3 separate regions of the Homo sapiens genome follow, and regions 2 and 3 are each linked to region 1. Evidence: chromatin contacts called from ENCODE Hi-C or POLR2A ChIA-PET data. All regions are on one chromosome and are shown on one strand. The core of a region is the stretch at or near the end of the contact, and the rest is flanking DNA. Distances in the headings are between cores, read along the strand shown. Region 1 has its middle 19 kb from the start of MIR6516. Region 2 has its middle 7.0 kb from the start of LACAT1. Region 3 overlaps SEPTIN9 (septin 9).

The links. A loop is a pair of places that touch in the nucleus more often than their neighbours do. ChIA-PET counts read pairs that join two places held with the same protein, here RNA polymerase II (POLR2A). Pooled maps may share reads with other maps.
Region 2: a loop to region 1 is called in a map with no recorded cell type, with 7 times the contacts of the local background. The contact joins two enhancer-like sites. A Hi-C loop is called at or near these places in 15 of 168 maps with a recorded cell type or tissue (B cell, CD4-positive, alpha-beta T cell, CD8-positive, alpha-beta T cell and 9 more), 19 of 37 single-sample maps with no recorded cell type and 27 of 50 pooled maps. POLR2A ChIA-PET finds 5 or more read pairs at or near these places in 15 of 52 experiments (A549, AG04450, BJ and 11 more).
Region 3: a pooled map shows a loop between it and region 1 (4-fold over the local background). The contact joins two enhancer-like sites. A Hi-C loop is called at or near these places in 4 of 37 single-sample maps with no recorded cell type and 3 of 50 pooled maps. POLR2A ChIA-PET finds 5 or more read pairs at or near these places in 5 of 52 experiments (CD4-positive, alpha-beta T cell, GM12878, K562 and 2 more).

The regions. Positions count from the first base shown.
Region 1 is chr17:77,106,068-77,109,975 of GRCh38, reverse strand. It overlaps a transcript of SEC14L1 not described here. Among named protein-coding and RNA genes, the nearest start is that of MIR6516, 19 kb to the right of the region's middle. RefSeq lists enhancers at 2,105-2,434, 2,548-3,212, 3,275-3,324. Within about 2 kb of position 1,666, at least 5 of the 41 ENCODE cell types and tissues checked have a DNase peak (open chromatin) inside an H3K27ac peak, as active enhancers do; they include GM12878, where a contact is called at or near this core.
Region 2 is chr17:77,244,728-77,248,806 of GRCh38, reverse strand. No RefSeq gene overlaps it. Among named protein-coding and RNA genes, the nearest start is that of LACAT1, 7.0 kb to the left of the region's middle. RefSeq lists an enhancer at 782-1,632 and a silencer at 1,518-1,693. Within about 2 kb of position 1,631, at least 13 of the 41 ENCODE cell types and tissues checked have a DNase peak (open chromatin) inside an H3K27ac peak, as active enhancers do.
Region 3 is chr17:77,323,675-77,327,604 of GRCh38, reverse strand. The region is part of intron 2 of SEPTIN9 (septin 9); the gene reads right to left. Among named protein-coding and RNA genes, the nearest start is that of SEPTIN9-DT, 44 kb to the right of the region's middle. RefSeq lists enhancers at 762-1,680, 1,872-2,181, 2,292-2,561 and a silencer at 3,848-3,930. Within about 2 kb of position 1,909, at least 34 of the 41 ENCODE cell types and tissues checked have a DNase peak (open chromatin) inside an H3K27ac peak, as active enhancers do; they include GM12878, where a contact is called at or near this core.

The sequences.
Region 1 (3,908 bases), core at 417-2,916:
GTCCAGTGGATTCCAAGAAAATGTTTGCGAGCCTACAAATTATGATGAATTATGATGCTATTTTCAAAAAAAGAGGCATATTAGGATATCAGCATTTTACGCATTTAGTTAATGTAACAGCTAACAGTCTGCTAAACTGTGGTGAGGCTGGGGACTCTAGTGGCTGGAAATGAGTAGATGCTAAGTACTGGTAGACTGTTTTGTTCCTTTTAGAACATATGGAACGGCATATCCTTCCAAGGCTGAGCATTAAACAATAAAAGCTACAGAAAGCAAAGAGAAAATATACCTTTGAACAGTTAGTTTCAGTTCGTTCTCTTTCAGAGTGTTAAACAAAAATCATAGGAGGCCCTTGTTTTGGACTAAACTCCTGCACTAGGCCCCAAAAGACCAGACAAAAATCAAAATGGAGTCACCCGTGCTCAGCAAACCAACACTGAGTTGTTATCTGACTTCCCAAGAAATCAGGCGAGAGAAATAGCAGCCTAATTTCCCAAGGAGGCCAGTTTCAGTCTCAAGTCAGCATGCTAATGAAGTTCCCTCTGTTTTAACCCTTACAACAAACAGTAACTTGGTGGGCTCTGTGACCCACGCCTATGATCCCAGCACTTTGGGAGGCCCAGGCAGGAGGATCACGTGAGGCTGGGAGTTTGAGACCAGCCTGGGCAACATAGCAAGATATCATCTCTATAAGAAAAAAGAGATGTAACTGTGACTGGTTATCTTTTTCTTGTTGTCTTTGTATTGTCCTGTATCTCTTCCTGCCTTACAAAGAATTTAACTTTGAAATGACCAATATGCTTTTTGTTCTGTTTCTGCTTTCTTCAGCCCTTAGTCTATAAAGCCAAACCCCAGGCTGGGTGCGGTGGCTCACGCCTGTAATCCCAGCACTTTGGGAGGCCAAGGCAGGATGATCACCTGAGGTCAGAAGTTTGAGTCCAGCCTGACCAACATGGTGAAACCCCATCTCTACTAAAAATACAAAAATTAGCTGGTGTGGTGGCTGGCACCTGTAATCCCAGCTACTTGGGAGGCTGAGCCAGAAGACTCGCTTGAAACCGGGAGGCAGAGGTTGCAGTGAGCTGAGATCAAGCCACTGCAGTTCAGCCTGGGTGACAGAACCAAACTCTGTCTCAAAAAAAAAAAAAGAAACAGATGACATATACATTCTTTTTTTTTTTTTTTTTTGGAGACAGAGATGAATGTATATATACATGTCAGCTGTTTCTTTTTTTTTGAGACAGAGCCTGGCTCTGTCGGCCACACTGGAATGCAGTGGCATGATCTTGGCTCACTGCAACTTCCGCCTCCCAGGTTCAAGCGATCCTCCTGCCTCAGCCTCCTGAGTAGCCCAGACTACAGGCATGCACCACCATGACTGGCTAATATTTTTGTATTTTTAGTAGAGACAGGGTTTCGCCATGTTGCCCAAGCTGGTCTCAAACTCCTGACCTCAAGCCATCTGCCCGCCTCTGCTCCCAAAGTGCTGGGATTACAGGCGTGAGCCACCACACCTGGCCTATACATTCATATTCTATGCTGGGGTCCCATCCCTCTGGCCCTCTGTTTCAGTTACCTGTGGGAAGAACCCACACGAACCATAGGGCTGCCACCTCCCAACTGTCCAGAGGAGACACACTGGACCCAGGTCTGTAGCAAGGGCTTCCTGCCGGACAGAACTGGGTTATGACGACCACGTTTAATGCAGAAACTCGGGACTCTGGATGGGGAAAGTGGAGCTCAGATAGTGCCGAGATGAGTCATCACCATGGGCTTTATTGAGCACATTTATATGGCAGCACTGCACACTCGCCCAAACAGCTGGAGGAAAGCTGCTCAAATGGGGAGAATCTAAGTCCGTGTGTGTGTGCGTGCGCATGGTATGGGGGGGCATGGAACAGGGGGCTGAAAACTGACACAAACATTTATACTGGCTGGGAGCAGTGGCTCACACCTGTAATTTTAACACTTTGGGAGGCGGAGGTGAGAGGATCGCTGGAGCCCAGGAGTTTGAGACCAGCCTGGGCAACATAGTGAGACCCCGTCTCTGTTTTTAAATAAATAAATAAAAAGTCAATACCAAATTGTGTTCAGAGACTGTGGGCTAAAACCAGCCAGCATGGCTCCTTTCTCAAAGGGACTTTCAGGCATCTGTGATAGTGTCAGCAAGCTCCAAGTAAAGCTTGAAAACCAACTCAGCCGTCAGCGCGTGGGAAACCTTTAGAACGCCACTGTGGAGAAGCCTTTGCTGTTGTTGCAAGAAAGTCAAGGAGGGCACCTTTACGTCACCGGGAATCCCCCAAGCCCCTCGGTGTGTGAGGAGGTTGCGGTTTATTCTGCCATCCACCGTTGTGGGTGGGGATCTTCTGACCTGGTCTACGGACTCCTGTATCTCATTTCTCTTTCCTGTTTTCTTGGACTTTCTCAATCTCTCTCCCCCTCTCTCCTTTTCATCTATGTCTTCATTAACTAGCATAACATAGAATAGAAATATATAATAGATTTTTTGTTTACTGAAAATACTTTTGAATTTTTTTCCATTTTTCATTAGTTTGAAACTACACGAAGGAGACTCTTTCTTTTCGTTCCTACCCAGCGCTCAATAGCTGTGTGACCTTGGCAAGTGATCGTCCCTGAGCCTCCATCCCTGTCTTTAAAGTGGAGATAAGGATGCCAGTCTCAGAAACTGTTCTGAGGATTAAATACCCAGAGCCTGGTGCCTGGAGCCTGGACCCCGGAGCCCGGAGCCTGGCGTGGGCTAAGTGGTCCTGAAGTGGAAGTGAGTTTTTGTTTGTGGCTCTTTGTTCTTTCCCCTGTGGGTCCACGGTGGTTGGCTGAATAAATTAGATTCTCCCCTGCCCCAGACTCTCAAGTCATTAAAGCTCTTCATTGATCAGCTGCTTCTCTCCAGTACTTAAGTGATCCTTGATGGTATATTACACCCCATGGGGGATGTGTGAACTCTTTTAGGTGATATGCAAATTACTGCTTTTCTGCAAAATGCCACCCTGGTGGCCGGATACAAGCATTCATGGGGAGTCAGCAAGGTGAACAGCAAAGAAAAGCCCGGGGCTGGAGAAGGAGAACGCAGCCTATTTCTCTCCTGAGAACCAAATAATTTTTCTTTTTTATTTTTTTTGAGAAAGGGTCTCACTCTGTTGCCTAGGTTGGAGTGCAGTGGCGCCACCAGGGCTCACTGCAGCCTCAACTTCCTGGGCTTAAGTGATTTTTCTCACTTCAGCCTCCTGAGTAGCTGGGACCACAGGTGCGGGCCACCACACCCAGCTAATTTATTTATTTATTTATTTTTTGAGATGGAGTCTCGCTGTGTTGCCCAGGTAGAGATGGGCTTTCACTATGTTAGCCAGGCTGGTCTCGAACTCCTGACCTCAGGTGATCCACCCGCCTCAGCCTCCCATAATTTTTTTGTTGTTTTATCTTTTTGAGATAAAGTCTCACTCTGTTGCCCAGGCTGGAGTGCAGTGACACGATCTCGGCTCACTGCAACCTCCGCCTCCCGGGTTCAAGCGATTCTCCTGCCTCAGTCTCCCGAGTAGCTGGGACTTCAGGTGCGTGCCACCACGTCCAGCTAATTTTTGTATTTTTAGTAGAGACGGGGTTTCACCATATTGGCCAGGCTGGTCTCAAACTCCTGACCTTGTGATCCGCCCACCTTAGCCTCCCAAAGTGCTGGGATTACAGGTGTGAGCCACCACACCTGGCCTCCTATAATTTTGAAATTATTTGTAGAAGACAGTCTCACTATGCTGCTCAGGCTGGTCTCCAACTCCTGGGCTCAAGCCATCCGCCAACCTCGGCTTCCCCAAGTGCTGGGATTACAGGCGAGAGCCACCATGCCCTGCCAGAACCAAATAATTTCAATGTCCCCTGGCCACGGAGAAGGAAAG
Region 2 (4,079 bases), core at 382-2,881, 140 kb before region 1:
TAACCAAGGGACAGAAGGTTTAGAGAGTGACATGCCAGGGAGAGCTGCAGCTCGCTGGGTTGGCAGAAGGGGCAGATGGTGAGTAGGGGGAGGTCATGGAGGAGGGATGAGGTGGAGGGGCAGGGAGTTCACGAGAGAGAGGAGGTGGACCTGGGAGAGGAGACAACTCCTTGGTTTTAGAGCAAAGAACCTTGAGTTAACATATTTACGCCAGGAGAGAGAATGTCTAGGCTTGAAGGGGGAGGTGAGGGCTGATGGCACAAGGCTTCCAGCAGAGGATGGACAGCTCGGCCTGGAATAGAGAGTGAGACACAGTTTCCACGGAGGTGGAGAAGGGGACACAGTCCCTCGTCTGTGATTAGATGCCAACGGAATCCAGGCACAAGGGAAAGAGGGGCAGCACCTGCCCTCTGGAGGCTTCCAGTCTAGCGGAAGCTGATGGGTGGGAGGCAGGTGCAGAAAGATGGGGATCAGGCCTGGGAAGCAGTGCAGGAGCCAGGAACACCCAGCCCTCTTCCTGTCCCTGGGGTGCCCAGCACCAGGGAGCATGAGTGGTGACCAGAGGTGCAGGTGGGTCCCCCCTGGTTAGTGGGAGAGTGGGGGAGGGCAGATGGAGTGGGGAGTCTTGAGTGACAAGCCAGCGCCCCTGGCACCCATCTCTGAGCATGGCAGACATGGTCCTGCCTCCACGGTGCTCCAGGTCCAGCTCAGCATCTTCCTTGGAGGGGCACCCCAGAGGGGCCCCCAGCCACATCCTGTAAAATATGGGCTTCTGATGACTCTCTGACCTGGCTCTTCCTCCATAGCTCTCAGCCCCCTTGGAAATCAATTTTAAAATGTGCACTTAAAGGTTTGGTTCACTACAAAGGGCAGGTGAACAAGACAGACACAAATGATCCTTGGGAGCCCACGTCAAGGGGTAGGAGGCAGACAAGTGAACAGACTGTGATGATCCAGCCCGCAGAGGGCCGGTAGGCCCACATATAGCAGGAGCGCCCACCCTCACATGGAGGGGGAGGGAGGGCTTCCTGGAGGAGGCGACATCTAATGCTACCCAAAGGGTAAGTAGCAGCTCATGAGTTAGGCAGGTGAAAAAATCTTCAGGCAGAGAGAACCACAGGTGACACAAGCCAGCATGCCTGGGTTCCAATCCCAGGCCCTCCCCACCCCGACCCCCGGCGGTGGGACTTCTCTGTGTCTCAGTTTCCCGCTCTTTAAGAGGGAGCCAGAACAGCACCAACTCCATAGGTCTGAGAGGACCACACACTTGGAAGACGGCCCTGCGCCTAGTGTGGCCGCCACTCTGAGAGCGCCCGTCACCATCGCCCGGAGGAGGAGGGAGGTCGCTGTCGCCAAGAGCCCGAGGACCAGAGCCGGCGGTCAGACCCTTCTCCACGCCCTCCAGGCTCTCGGCCTCGGTCCTCAGAGGGCAACGGCAGTGGGCCCTTCCTCCCAGAACTGCTAAAACATCGCCCTGCGGAAAGGGCCCCTCGCAGCCCAAGACGCCGGGGAAGCGCTGGAGGCGCCGAAGACTCGGTCGGGGGTCTCGGGCGCAGCCCCAGGACCTGCGGAACCCGGCCCGGTGCGCAGACGCGCACACTCCAGCAGGTGGCGCTGCCTCCCCTGGAACGAGTCGGCTCCCGCAGGCGGCGCCCGGGGCGGGAGGGAGGCAAAGGGAGGGACCGGAGAGCAGGGCGCCTCCCTCTGCCCCGCCGGCCCAGGCGTCCGATGCGGCCCCTGCGAGCCCCCTCCCCGGGAGTTCTCATTGCCTCCCCCTGCCCCCGCTCCCGGCCGCTCCGATGCCTGTGGCAACCGGGATCCCGCGCCCGCCTCACCTGGGTGCGGGGGTGCAGGGTGACCTTTCACGCCGGGCCAACGCCAGTACCCCCTTCTCAGCACACCTGGGTCCCCGAGCGGGCCAGGTGGTTCCGTGGGGGCGGCCGCCACCGGCACACCTGGGCTGGATCCCCGCACACCTGGGTCCGCCCGTGTCGGGCTCGGGTACAAGTCCTGGCCGTGACACCTGGACCCCTCCACAGCCCTGCGGCTCCTCACTTCCCCCCTGCAGGGGTGGTTAGAGGAGCCACTCTAATAAGATCTAATAAGATCCCTGCAGGGCTGGTTAGAGGAGCCACTCTAACGCACCTGGAAGGTAACCGGCCATTCACAGGAATAGGACACCTGTCCCCTTCGTGCTAAAGGACGTTGGGGACAAGCAGGCCCCATCCAAAACATGGGGAAAGTGACCACTGTCATCCCAGGGAAGAGGTAAGAGGGAGCACAGGACTTGGTAGGGGCAGCTGTCACGGGGATGAGATGGAGAAGAGTCATGGGACCACCTATAGCCCTGTGTCCCCAGAGCCACATGCCACAAACACACATACAAACATATACACATGTGCATAGGGACACACATTCACATGCTCATATGCACACATTCATACACACATATATGAACACACATGCATAGACATACATGCAAACACACGCTCATATGCACACATTCATATACACATATAAACACACATGCACATACACGCACATACACACACGCTCAATGCACACATTCATATGCACATATAAACACATGCACACATACATGCACACACATACATATACAATGCTCATATGCACACATATACACATATAAACACATACACACACGCTCATATGCACACATTCATATACACATAAACACATGCACAGACACACGCACATACACGCTCAATGCACACATTCATATGCACATATAAACACACATGCACACACATACATATACAATGCTCATATGCACACATACACATATAAACACACATGCACACACATACACCTGCTTATATGCACACGTTCATATACATGTATATAGACATGCACAGACATGCTCATGCACACATATACACATATGTACACATACACACGTGGACACATACGCACTTGCATAGACATACACATGCTCATATGCACACATACACGTAAACACGCACACACACATACGCATGCTCATATGCACACATTCATACACACATGTACACATACATGCACATACACATGGGCATACAGACACAGACACATGCTCATATGCACACATCCATACACACATATGTACACATACATGCACATACACGTGGACACATACATGCACACATATACACATACACATGTGTGCACACAATGTGTACACAGATATACACATATATATTTACACATGCTCATACACATACTGACATACATACTCATATAAACATATGCACACACACACACACACCAGGCCAAAGGCTGGTCTCGGCCACAGGGAAGCCCACAGCTGCTCCCTGGGGCTCTGTGGAGGAGAGCGAGGGGTCTAGGTCTGGGCGGGCTGTGCGTGCCGCCGTGTCCTGCCAAAATGACTTGAAACCCTTCTCTCTTCCGGGCACTGTGCTGTCTCTCAGTCACGTCACCTCCTCACCATGCACCCGACCTTTGCAGAGATGAACTGTGACACCTGTCCCGCGCCTACACGGACTCTCAGAGTCTGGCTGGGCCCTCCACATTTCCTTCCCAAAGCTCTAACCACATCCCCTCTCCTTTCCCCAACTCCCTCTGCTCCCTCTCTTTTTCTCTCCACCCTCCTGTCTTCTACAATGTTGATCACCTCTGCCCTCCCCTCCCCGTCCCCTCTATCACCCTGCTCTGATTCTTATCACTCTGCTCCACGCTCCTGGCTGAGCCCCCCAGCCCAGCCCACCCTCCATGCCTCACTGCTCCAATCATGTCAAAACCCCAGTAGGCCACAGGGTTTCAAAGTGGATTCTTTTTTTTGTTTGTTTGTTTCATACTAACCTCACTATGGGGATTTTTCAAAAGTAATTTATTTTTAGTTATGATTATTATTATTTTTTGTAGAGACAAGGTCTCACTGTGTTGCCCAGGCTGGTCTCGAACTCCTGGCCTCAAGCAATCCGACCACCTCAGCCTCCCAAAGTGCTGGGATCACAGGGTTGAACCACCGCATCCGGCCTTCAAAGTGGATTCTTAAGGAACCAGTTTTATAGAATACTACACACAGGCGGCCCTGAGGTTTGGAACCAAGGCTGTAAATG
Region 3 (3,930 bases), core at 660-3,159, 220 kb before region 1:
CCGCTGGTTAAGAGGAATCTCCCCACCCACGATCCCCTCCCATACCCAGCCCCCACTGCCCAGAGCATGCCAGCCTTGCCTGCCCTGGCCTTCAGGACCCCCTCAGGGACCCTCAGGCTCCAAGTCAGGGTGGGCTTGAACCAAGGCAGCCCCAGAATCTATGCCAATGCCCTTGCCAGTGGGAGACCCTGGGGAGCACCGTGCGGGATGCATGGGGCCAGGCGGGGGCACACAGCGAGCGGCTTCAGAAGCTCTGGCCGTTCGGAGTGGGGGGGTGCCCAGAGCAAGAGACGGGCCAGGAAGCTGGAGTGAGCAAGGAGGCCTCAGCCCCTGGTGGGAGCAGGCCGGGTAAAAATAAACTAACCTGAGGGCAGCAGCCAGCGAGACCACTACAGGAGGGGTGGTGGGGCCGGAGGGGTCCCAGGAGCCCAGGAGAGGGAGGCATTGCCAGAGGTAAGGTCGGCAGATGAGAGCCAGTGCTGGTAGGATTAACTTGCTACAGCAGCTATGGTTTATTCTTTTTTTTTTCTTTTACACATGTTCCTGGGGCTCATGGAATTTACTAGTTTATTATAAAGGATATTACAAAGGATACAGGGGAAGAGATGTGTAGGGCAAGGTATGGGGGAGGGACGCAGAGCTTCCATGTGCTCCCCAGGCGCTCCACCCTCCAGGAGCCTCCACATGCTCATCCATCCAGAAGCTCCCGGAACCCCATCCTTCTGAGTGTTCACGGAGGCCTCATTACGAAGGCATGATTGATTCAATCATTGGCCGCTGATGATCTGCTTAACCTTCAGCCCCTCTCCCCTACCTGGAGGTTGCGGGGTGGTGCTGAACCTTGTGATTCTACCTGGTCTTCCCTGGGAACCATCCTGAAGCTGCCAGCTGGTCTGTCAATCATGAGCATCCAAAAAGACATCACTTTGGAGATTCCAAGGATTTTAGGAGTTGTGTGCCAGGAAATGGAGATGAAAACCAAGTGTATATTTCACAACATGACAGTCAGTCTCTTTCAACCCCAGTCTTACTTCCTGCCGTGCTGCCGGCCTCAGCCCCCCGCGCCCCAGGGCCTTTGAACACATTGCCGGTTGCCTGCAGCGATCGCCTCTGCCTGCTGGGTTTGAGCCTGGTTTACTCCCCTCATCCTTCTGCGCTCAGCCCGAAGGTGTCCCCCCGAGGCAGCCCTCCTGACCTGGTCCTACGAACCGCAGGTTCTGTCCTGCCACTGGTCCCCTTTGTCACACCTGTCACTTCCTGTGTTTCACGTTTACTGATGTGGTCTTGCACTTGTGCAGTCCCATGAGGGCAAGGACTGTGTCTGGCTTTGTCCTCCACGGGACCCCAGCGCCAAGTCCACAGGGAGCACCCAATGCTGAATGAATGAATGAGTGACCGGCAAGGGAGGTTTATTTTGTCATGTTGGGGGTCAAAGGTTGCTGGGCGGACCACATGGGTGAGGTTGGGTGGGGAGGGAAGCAGAGATGACCCCTTGGAAGAAGGGGTAGGAGGCGGGGAGGTGGGTGTGGGGTGCTGTATAAGGATGGCAAGTGCTTCCAGGGGTGACAAGCCAACCTAGAGCACCAGGCAGCAGAAAAAGGCTGACACCCTCACGCCCCACTTCCACTTAGGGAGAGGCCAGGCCTCCGGGAAAGCCAGCTCCCCGTTGCTAGGAGAGCCCCAAGGGAAGCTTCATCAGCTGCTGAGTTGGTCACAGTGGAAACCCATGTGGTGGGTGGGAGGGGTTTGAGGCACAGGGGTTTGGGTGGTGGCTTCAGGATGGAGACTTGTGTCCAGATCATGAGGGGTGGCCCCAGGGATGACCACCTCCAAACAGGAAGCAGACAAAGGCACAGATGGCAGAAGCGGAGGCAGAGAATGGGCTGCAGGGGCTTCCCCAGAGGGAGAGCCGAGCAAGGGGACAGGCTGGAAACACTCAGCCTCCATGGCCTGAAGCACAGACAGCTGGTCTCACACGCAGGCCGGGCAGCCACACCACCTAGAACAAGGGGCATGTCCGCAGGGCAGGCCTCAGGACGCCCCGGGCTGGCCCTGCCATCAGCCTAGAAAGACGGCCCAGGCTTTCCCGGTAGGGAGCACGTCCAGCCAGGTCCTGGGCAGGAGCTGAGACTCCCTGGCTGGCCTGAGAGGGGATGATCGAGTGCAGGCCCAGCCCGGGACTTCCCCACTCCTCCCCGCCACCCAGCGGAACCAGCTGGGCGTGAGAAAAGAAGAGAAGTGAATCAAGAGCCCAGAGCATGAGGCTGGACCAGCCCTTACACCACATGCAAAAATCAACTCAACTTGCATCAAAGACCTAAACTCAAGAGCTAAAACCACAAAACTCTTAGAAGAAAACACAGGGGAAAAGCTTCCTGACGTTGCATTTGGCAATGATTTCTTGGATATGGCGCCAAAAGCACAGGCAACAGAAGAACAAATAGATAAAGTGGAACGTCATAGAAGTTTAAAATATTTGCATATCAGCCTGGGTGCGGTGACTCACGCCTGTAACTCCGGCACTTTGGGAGGCCGAGACGGGTGGATTACTTGAGGTCAGGAGTTCGAGACCAACTTAGTCAACACAGTGAAACCCCGTCTCTACTAAAAATACAAAAATTAGCTGGGTGTGGTGGCGGGTGCCTGTAATCCCAACTACTCAGGAGGCTGAGGCAGGAAAATCGCTGGAACCAGGGAGGCGGAGGTTGCAGTGAGCCAAGATCATGCCACTGCACTCCAGCCTGGGCAACAGAGTCAGACTCCATCTCAAAAAAAAAAAAAAAAATTGCATATCAAAGGGCACTAACAACGTGGGGAGAAGGCAATCCATGGAATGGCAGCAAATCATAGGTCAGATATGGGATTAGTATCTGGATATTAATCTACAGATCTCCTAACACTCAGCAACAACAATCATCCAAATCAAACACAGGTAAAGGACTTGGACAGACATTTCTGCAAGAATATGTGCAAATGAGCAATAAACACGAAAAGATGCTCAACATCACTAACCACTGGGGAATTGCAAATCAAAACCACAAGGAGAGACCCCTCACAACCATGAGCTCTGGGCAGGTAGGAAGACGCCTGGTGGGGAGTTGCCGGCTCCATGCTGTCCCCAGAATTCCTGCAGGGGCTAAGCCCGACCCCGACACCTCACCAGGAGCACAGAAACGAGTGGAAAAGGCCAAAGGCCACCCCAAAGGGCCAGAGGGGTCCAGCAAGGAGTCTGGGACATGGAACCATGCTGTGCATCCAGACACACGGGGACAACAGGGGGATGAAAGGTGGCCCCTAAAATTTACATCCACCCCAGAGCCTATGAACATGGCCTATTTGGAAAAAGGGTCTTTGCAGACGTTATGAAGTTAAGGATCTTGAGATGGGACCATTTTGGGTTACCCAGTGGGCCCTAAATCCGAGAAAGACTGTCCGTATGAGAGACAGACAGGGGGAGATTTAGGGCACAGAAGGAGGCCCCGTGACAACGGAGGCAGAGGTCGAGTGGTGTGGCCACGAGCCAAGGAACGCCAAGGGTTTCGGGAGCCGCCAGAAGCTGCCAGAGGCGAGAAGCAGGCTCCCCCTCGGAGCCTCCGGAAAGAACCAGGCCTGCTGATGCCGTGATTTCGGACTTCTGGCCTCCAGAACGGCGAGAGAAGAAATGTCTGGTGTTTTGAGCCACCCAGTTTGTGGCACTTGGTGATGGCAGCCCCAGGAAACCACTACAGGGACCAGAGTTCCCACGGGGCTGGGCAGGAAGCGGGTGCAGAGCGCGTCAGGCCAGGCCTCTCACCTCGGAGATGGAAAAGCAGAGCTGGAGAGGTTGAGACCGGACAGGCACCGAGCGTCCAGGGGTAAGAACTCCCAGGGGATGGCAGAGGCCATCGGGGACAGCACAGCGAGGGACAGGAGGGAGGGGTGAGGGCTGAG